Regions from separate parts of the Homo sapiens genome. Here region 1 is linked to region 2. Evidence: chromatin contacts called from ENCODE Hi-C or POLR2A ChIA-PET data. All regions are on one chromosome and are shown on one strand. The core of a region is the stretch at or near the end of the contact, and the rest is flanking DNA. Distances in the headings are between cores, read along the strand shown.

What was found. A loop is a pair of places that touch in the nucleus more often than their neighbours do. ChIA-PET counts read pairs that join two places held with the same protein, here RNA polymerase II (POLR2A). Pooled maps may share reads with other maps.
Region 1: a pooled map shows a loop between it and region 2 (4-fold over the local background). The contact joins the promoter of GANAB here to the promoter of COX8A in region 2. A Hi-C loop is called at or near these places in 4 of 50 pooled maps. POLR2A ChIA-PET finds 5 or more read pairs at or near these places in 2 of 52 experiments (H1 and activated naive CD4-positive, alpha-beta T cell).

Annotation. Positions count from the first base shown.
Region 1 is chr11:62,645,273-62,647,972 of GRCh38, forward strand. GANAB (glucosidase II alpha subunit) reads right to left here and starts at 1,341. Exons shown (of 24, transcript NM_198334.3): 1 at 1,290-1,341. The coding sequence starts at 1,327. It overlaps INTS5 (integrator complex subunit 5), which reads right to left. Exons shown (of 2, transcript NM_030628.2): 2 at 1,576-2,700. The coding sequence ends at 1,748. RefSeq lists enhancers at 1-347, 663-822 and a silencer at 1,433-1,512.
Region 2 is chr11:63,973,215-63,975,914 of GRCh38, forward strand. COX8A (cytochrome c oxidase subunit 8A) reads left to right here and starts at 1,406. Exons shown (of 2, transcript NM_004074.3): 1 at 1,406-1,580. The coding sequence starts at 1,467. RefSeq lists an enhancer at 1,320-1,759.

The DNA.
Region 1 (2,700 bases), core at 91-2,590, 1.3 Mb before region 2:
ACGCCTGTAATCCCAGCACTTTGGGAGGCCGAGGCGGGTGGATCACGAGGTCAAGAGATCGAGATCATCCTCACCAACATAGTGAAACCCCGTCTCTACTAAAAATACAAAAAAATAGCCAGGCGTGGTGGCGGGTGCCTGTAGTCCCAGCTACTCGGGAGGCTGAGGCAGGAGAATGGCGTGAACCCAGGAGGCGGAGCTTGCAGTGAGCCGAGATCTCGCCACTGCACTCCAGCCTGGGCAACAGAGCGAGACTCTGTCTCTCAAAAAAAAAAAAAAAAGACGTACAGTGAGTTAAATACCCTCTGGGGCCCTATTTGCACAGTCTGTAAAATTGGTTCGGAAAGATGCCAATGGAGATAGGATTCCTAAAGCATCTTTCAGATATGACCTGTTGGAGGGCCCTAAGGAATTCACGGCGGCCTTGACCACCCCAAGAGAGGTGTTCATAGGCCAAAGTCAGGAATAAGCTGCAGGGCAAGTTGCACGCATTTATTGTTTCAGATCACAGGCTCCGAGGGAACTGAGTTTATGATCCACGCTTTCTTCATCGCTTTGGAGAGTACACGCCTACCCCACCCCAGTATATCCGTTAGGTCCTAGTAAACATTTGTGGCACTGGTGATATGTTTCGAATCTTTTTTTTTCCCCAGTAATATAAACCCGAGAGCGTGGACCAAGCCATTCGATTACATGTTGTGTTTGAGCAACACCATCCACGCCGTGAGCTTACTGGACCCTGGGCCGTGCCCAGCGACCGTGGACACTGAACTAAGCCAGAGCTGGTGCTCACGTGAAGACAAGGGCAGAGGAGGATTCGGAGCTCTACAGGGTAGAGCCAGAAGGGTAGTACAGGCTTAACTGCTGGCCCGGTGCTTCCAGCTCAGCCGAGGGGCCGCGGGGCCGCAGGCTGCATTCCCCGAGGCCAGGCCGCATCTTTTCCCCCGCCCCGACGACCCCGCGCACTGCAGGAAGGGGGCGGCGACGTTGACCGCCGCAAGCAGCCAAAGGAGGGCGGCGGCTGAGAGCGGCCAAGACCAAGAAAGACGCACAGCTGTGGCTTTACTAAACCGCCGGGCGGGAGCCCGGAGCCCCACAGGCAAGGCCCCCAGCGTCGCTCGGATCTACCACGGGGAGACCGGAGGCGTCTGAGGCCGCCTCCAGAGGAACAAAGGTTCCTCACGAGGCCGGGGGTGGCAGAGTGTCAAGAGACACACAGGAAGGAGTGGAATGGGACTTGGGGGATCTGGGGGCGTCCCGGGCGCGCCCCCAGATTCCGGGCTCCTCACCGCCTCCTACGCGCCGCCACTGCCGCTACCGCCGCCATCTTGTGCAGAGTTTGCTCCTTGACCCCAAACCTCCCGCCCCATCGCGCGCGCTCAGCCACGTATCCTAGTTCCCGCCCCTTCCGGCCTTATGATTGGTTCGACCTGAGCGCCGCCGGGCAGCTGTCTCATTGGTAGAGTGCGCACTCCAAATTATCGCAGGGGGCGGGGCTTCAGGCCAGGGGCGGGAACGTCCAGAGCCAGGCGCTGTCAGACTTTGCACGCTCTCAGCATGACAGAAGCACTGGACTGGTTTTCTCAAGTTGGCAAATTTTATTTAGAAAAAAAAAAGTGGGAGAGAAAAAAGTGACAGCGCTCTTTAGACCAAGGACTTAGAAGAGAAACCTCCACCCTTCCGGAGCACGTTAGTCCCTTCCCTCTCTCACTGCTCAACCTCCCTGGGCTTCCAGAGCAAGAAAAGGCTACGTCCCCTGTCGAAGGAGAGTGGACGGTGAAGGTGCCTGGAAACGGCCAGAGAAAAGACCTAGGCGGTCGATGTTGCGGTGGAGGACACTGTGCAGCACAGCCAGATGGGGTCCACCCTCACCTCCACCCTCCCTGGAGAAGTCCCGAATGAAGCGACCCCGCTCTGATTGGAAGATGAACTTCTGAGGCAAGGGCCCATGCTCCCGGAGAAAACCCCAGACACTGAGCAGCAGCAGACGCACCTCGAAAGGTGCCAGTTGGCTAAATACTTCATGCATATTACCCAGGGCCGGAGGCAGGAGGCTTCCCTCAGCCATGACAGCCACTAAGGTGCAGGATGCCTCCAGGTGCCAGGGGGAGTGGGTCGTGTCAGGGTGGCGAGAGGCTTCCCAATGGCCCAAGAGGGCGGCCAGCAGCCCCCGAAGCAGCACGGAACAGTAGCACAGGGCTGGGGGTGCAGCTGCTACCAGCTTTAACAGCTCAAAGAGCAGGGGCTGTTCGCGGAAGCGCCGGCCAATGCGGAGATCCCGCTCCACGGTGGCCCGGGCGTGTTCCTCGGGGGGCCAGGCCAGCTCTGCACCAGCTGCATCGGGACACACACTCTCCACCAAGGTCACTGCCACTGCTTTGGCTGCCTCTGGACTCAAGATGGGTGCCCCCCAGCATTCCCCACATTCAGTGCCCCCTGGGGCACTGCAGCAGTGAACCAGGAGGCTGAGGAGGCTCTGGGTGTTATAGATCACTTCCTGCTGATTTCGTGACTGGACAAACTTGGGTGGCTTTAAGCCACGGCCGATGACTCCAGCATGGAAAACTGACCAAATCCCTCCAGGACCTGGCACAGCTGCAGTGTGCCTCCGGTTAGTGTCCAACAGGGAGGCAGAAGCCAAAGAAGCTGAAACAACTGAGAGAGTCTCATTGTCCCCATCTACTTGCCCACCAAACAGTT
Region 2 (2,700 bases), core at 156-2,655:
TTGGTCAGATTTAGGTTTAAAAAACCAAGAAGGAAGGGATGGGGGAGGGAGAGAGAGTGATAGGGTAGGAAGGAAGGGAAGTTGGCTGCTCCAGCATGGTAACTGGAATTGAAGAGTGTAATAGTAATTGAGGGAGGTTTGGTTACTAGGTCAGTGTCAGGAATTCTCAACAAAAACGACGGAGGCCTGGTGGAGAGGAGGGGACTCTCAATAGAGAGATTTTTTTTTTTTTTTTTTTTTGAGACGGAGTCTTGCTGTGTCGCCCAGGCTGGAGTGCAGTGGCGTGATCTCAGCTCACTGCAACCTCTGCCTACCGGGTTCAAGCAGTTCTCCTGCCTCAGCCTCCCTAGTAGCTGAGATTACAGGCATCTACCACCATGCCTGGCTATTTTTTGTATTCTTAGTCGAGATGGAGTCTCACCATGTTGGCCAGGCTGCTTTCGAACTTTTTTTATTGTTGTTTTTTATTTTTGAGATGGAGTTTCGCTCTTGTGGCCCAGTCTGGACTGCAATGGCTCAATCTCGGCTCACTGCAACTTCCGTCTCCTGGGTTCAGCAATTCTCCTGACTCAGCCTCCCGAGTAGCTGGAATTACAGGCGCCCACCACCATGCCCAGCTAATTTTTGTATTTTTAGTAGAGACGGGGTTTCACCATGTTGGCCAGTCTGGTCTCGAACTGTTGACCTCAGGTGATCCACCCGCCTCGGCCTCCCAAAATGTTGGGATTACAAGCGTGAGCCACTGCGCCCGGCCAATTTTTGTATTTTTCGTAGAGATGGGGTTTCACCATGCTGGCAAGACTGGTCTCAAACTCCTGACCTCAGATGATCTACCGGCCCCGGCCTCCCAAAGTGTTGGGATTACATGCGTGAGCCACTGCGCCCGGCCAATTTTTGTATTTTTCGTAGAGATGGGGTTTCACCATGCTGGCAAGACTGGTGTCAAACTCCTGACCTCAGATGATCTACCCGCCCCGGCCTCCCAAAGTGCTGGGATTAGAGGCGTGAGCCAACGCGCCCAGCCCGTACTTTTTTTTTTTTAGTACAGACGGCCTCCCAAAAGTTCTGAGATTACGGGCGTGAGCCACCACGCCCAGCCTGAATAGAGAGAGATTTAACAGTATGAATGAAGGGAGGAGTCAAGAACAGTTTAGGCTTCTCGCGTACATGATTGGGTGGCCCCAGATGTCATTCACAAGTATAAGCCTTGGAGGCGGAACATAACTCGAAGAAGAGCCCTTTTGTGCTCCGCCCATAGCGTAGGAAGGTGTCAATTGGCTGTTTCGAGGAACGCGCCAAAAACTGCCAAGGGCTGTGGGAGGTGTGTTCTTGCGTCATTTCCGAGAGACTTCCGCGCCGCAGTTTCCCTGCTTCCCCAGCTCCAGAACTTCCGGCCAGCGCAGCCATTTTGGCTTCCTGACCTTGGGCTACGGCTGACCGTTTTTTGTGGTGTACTCCGTGCCATCATGTCCGTCCTGACGCCGCTGCTGCTGCGGGGCTTGACAGGCTCGGCCCGGCGGCTCCCAGTGCCGCGCGCCAAGATCCATTCGTTGCCGCCGGAGGGGAAGCTTGGGATCATGGTGAGGAACGGGCCTGGAAGAGCGCGGGAGGCGCCGTGGGCTGACCCCTTCTGCCTAGCTGACCTCAGGTGGTCCTGAGAATGCCTCGCGCCCCGCAGCGTAGCGGGGAGCAGCAGTGCCGGTTTGGGCATGTCTGGAGGGCGCGAACGACGGGGACAGTGCCCGGGCGACAGTCGGGGCTGTCGGCGTTAGGTCTTTCCCCACAGCCCCAGGATCTCGGGTCTGGTCCTGTCAGGCCCTCCCTCTCCTGTCGCCTCCTCGCTGCGCCGCCTCCTGCCGACTTCTTTAGCCGCTCTGAGCCCATTTTCTCGTTGGTTCACTGGGGGATGCCTGACGCTGTCAGCGACGAAAATGGTTGTTACTGCTATTTATTTTATTTTATTTTATTTTACTTATTTATTTTGAGACGGGTTCTCGCTCTGTCGCCAGGCTGGAGTGCAGTGGCGCGATCTCGGCTCACTGCAGCCTCCGACTCCCGGGTTCAAGCGATTCTCCTGCCTCAGCCTCCCGAATAGCTGGGACTACAGGCGCGTGCCACCATGCCCAACTAAATTTTGTATTTTTAGTAGAGACGGGGTTTCACCATGTTGGCCAGGATGGTCTCGATCTCTTGACCTCGTGATCCGCCTGCCTCAACCTCCCAAAGTGCTGGGATTACAGGCGTGAGCCACTGCGCCCGGCCTGGGAGGGGGTTTTCAGGCAAGGAAGGATAGGTATCGTTTTGGAGTTACTGGCCCATGCAAGGATCCTGGGTCTTAACATACAGGCTTTGCTTTTTTTGTTTGTTGTTTGTTTTTTTGAGACGGAGTCTTGCTCTGTCACCCAGGCTGGAGTGCAGTGGTGCGATCTCGGCTTACTGCAACCTCCGCCTCCCAGGTTTAAGCCAAGCCATTCTCCTGCCTCAGTCTCCCGAGTAGCTGGGATCACAGGCGCCCGCCACCACTCCCGGCTAATTTTTTGTATTTTTAGTAGAGACGGGGTTTCACCATGTTGGTCAGGCTGGTCTCTAACTCCTGACCTTGTGATCCGCCCGCCTTGGCCTCCCAAATTGCTGGGATTACAGGTGTGAGCCACCATGCCCGGCCCAGACCAGCTTTAAAACAGGTTTCAATAAATCCTG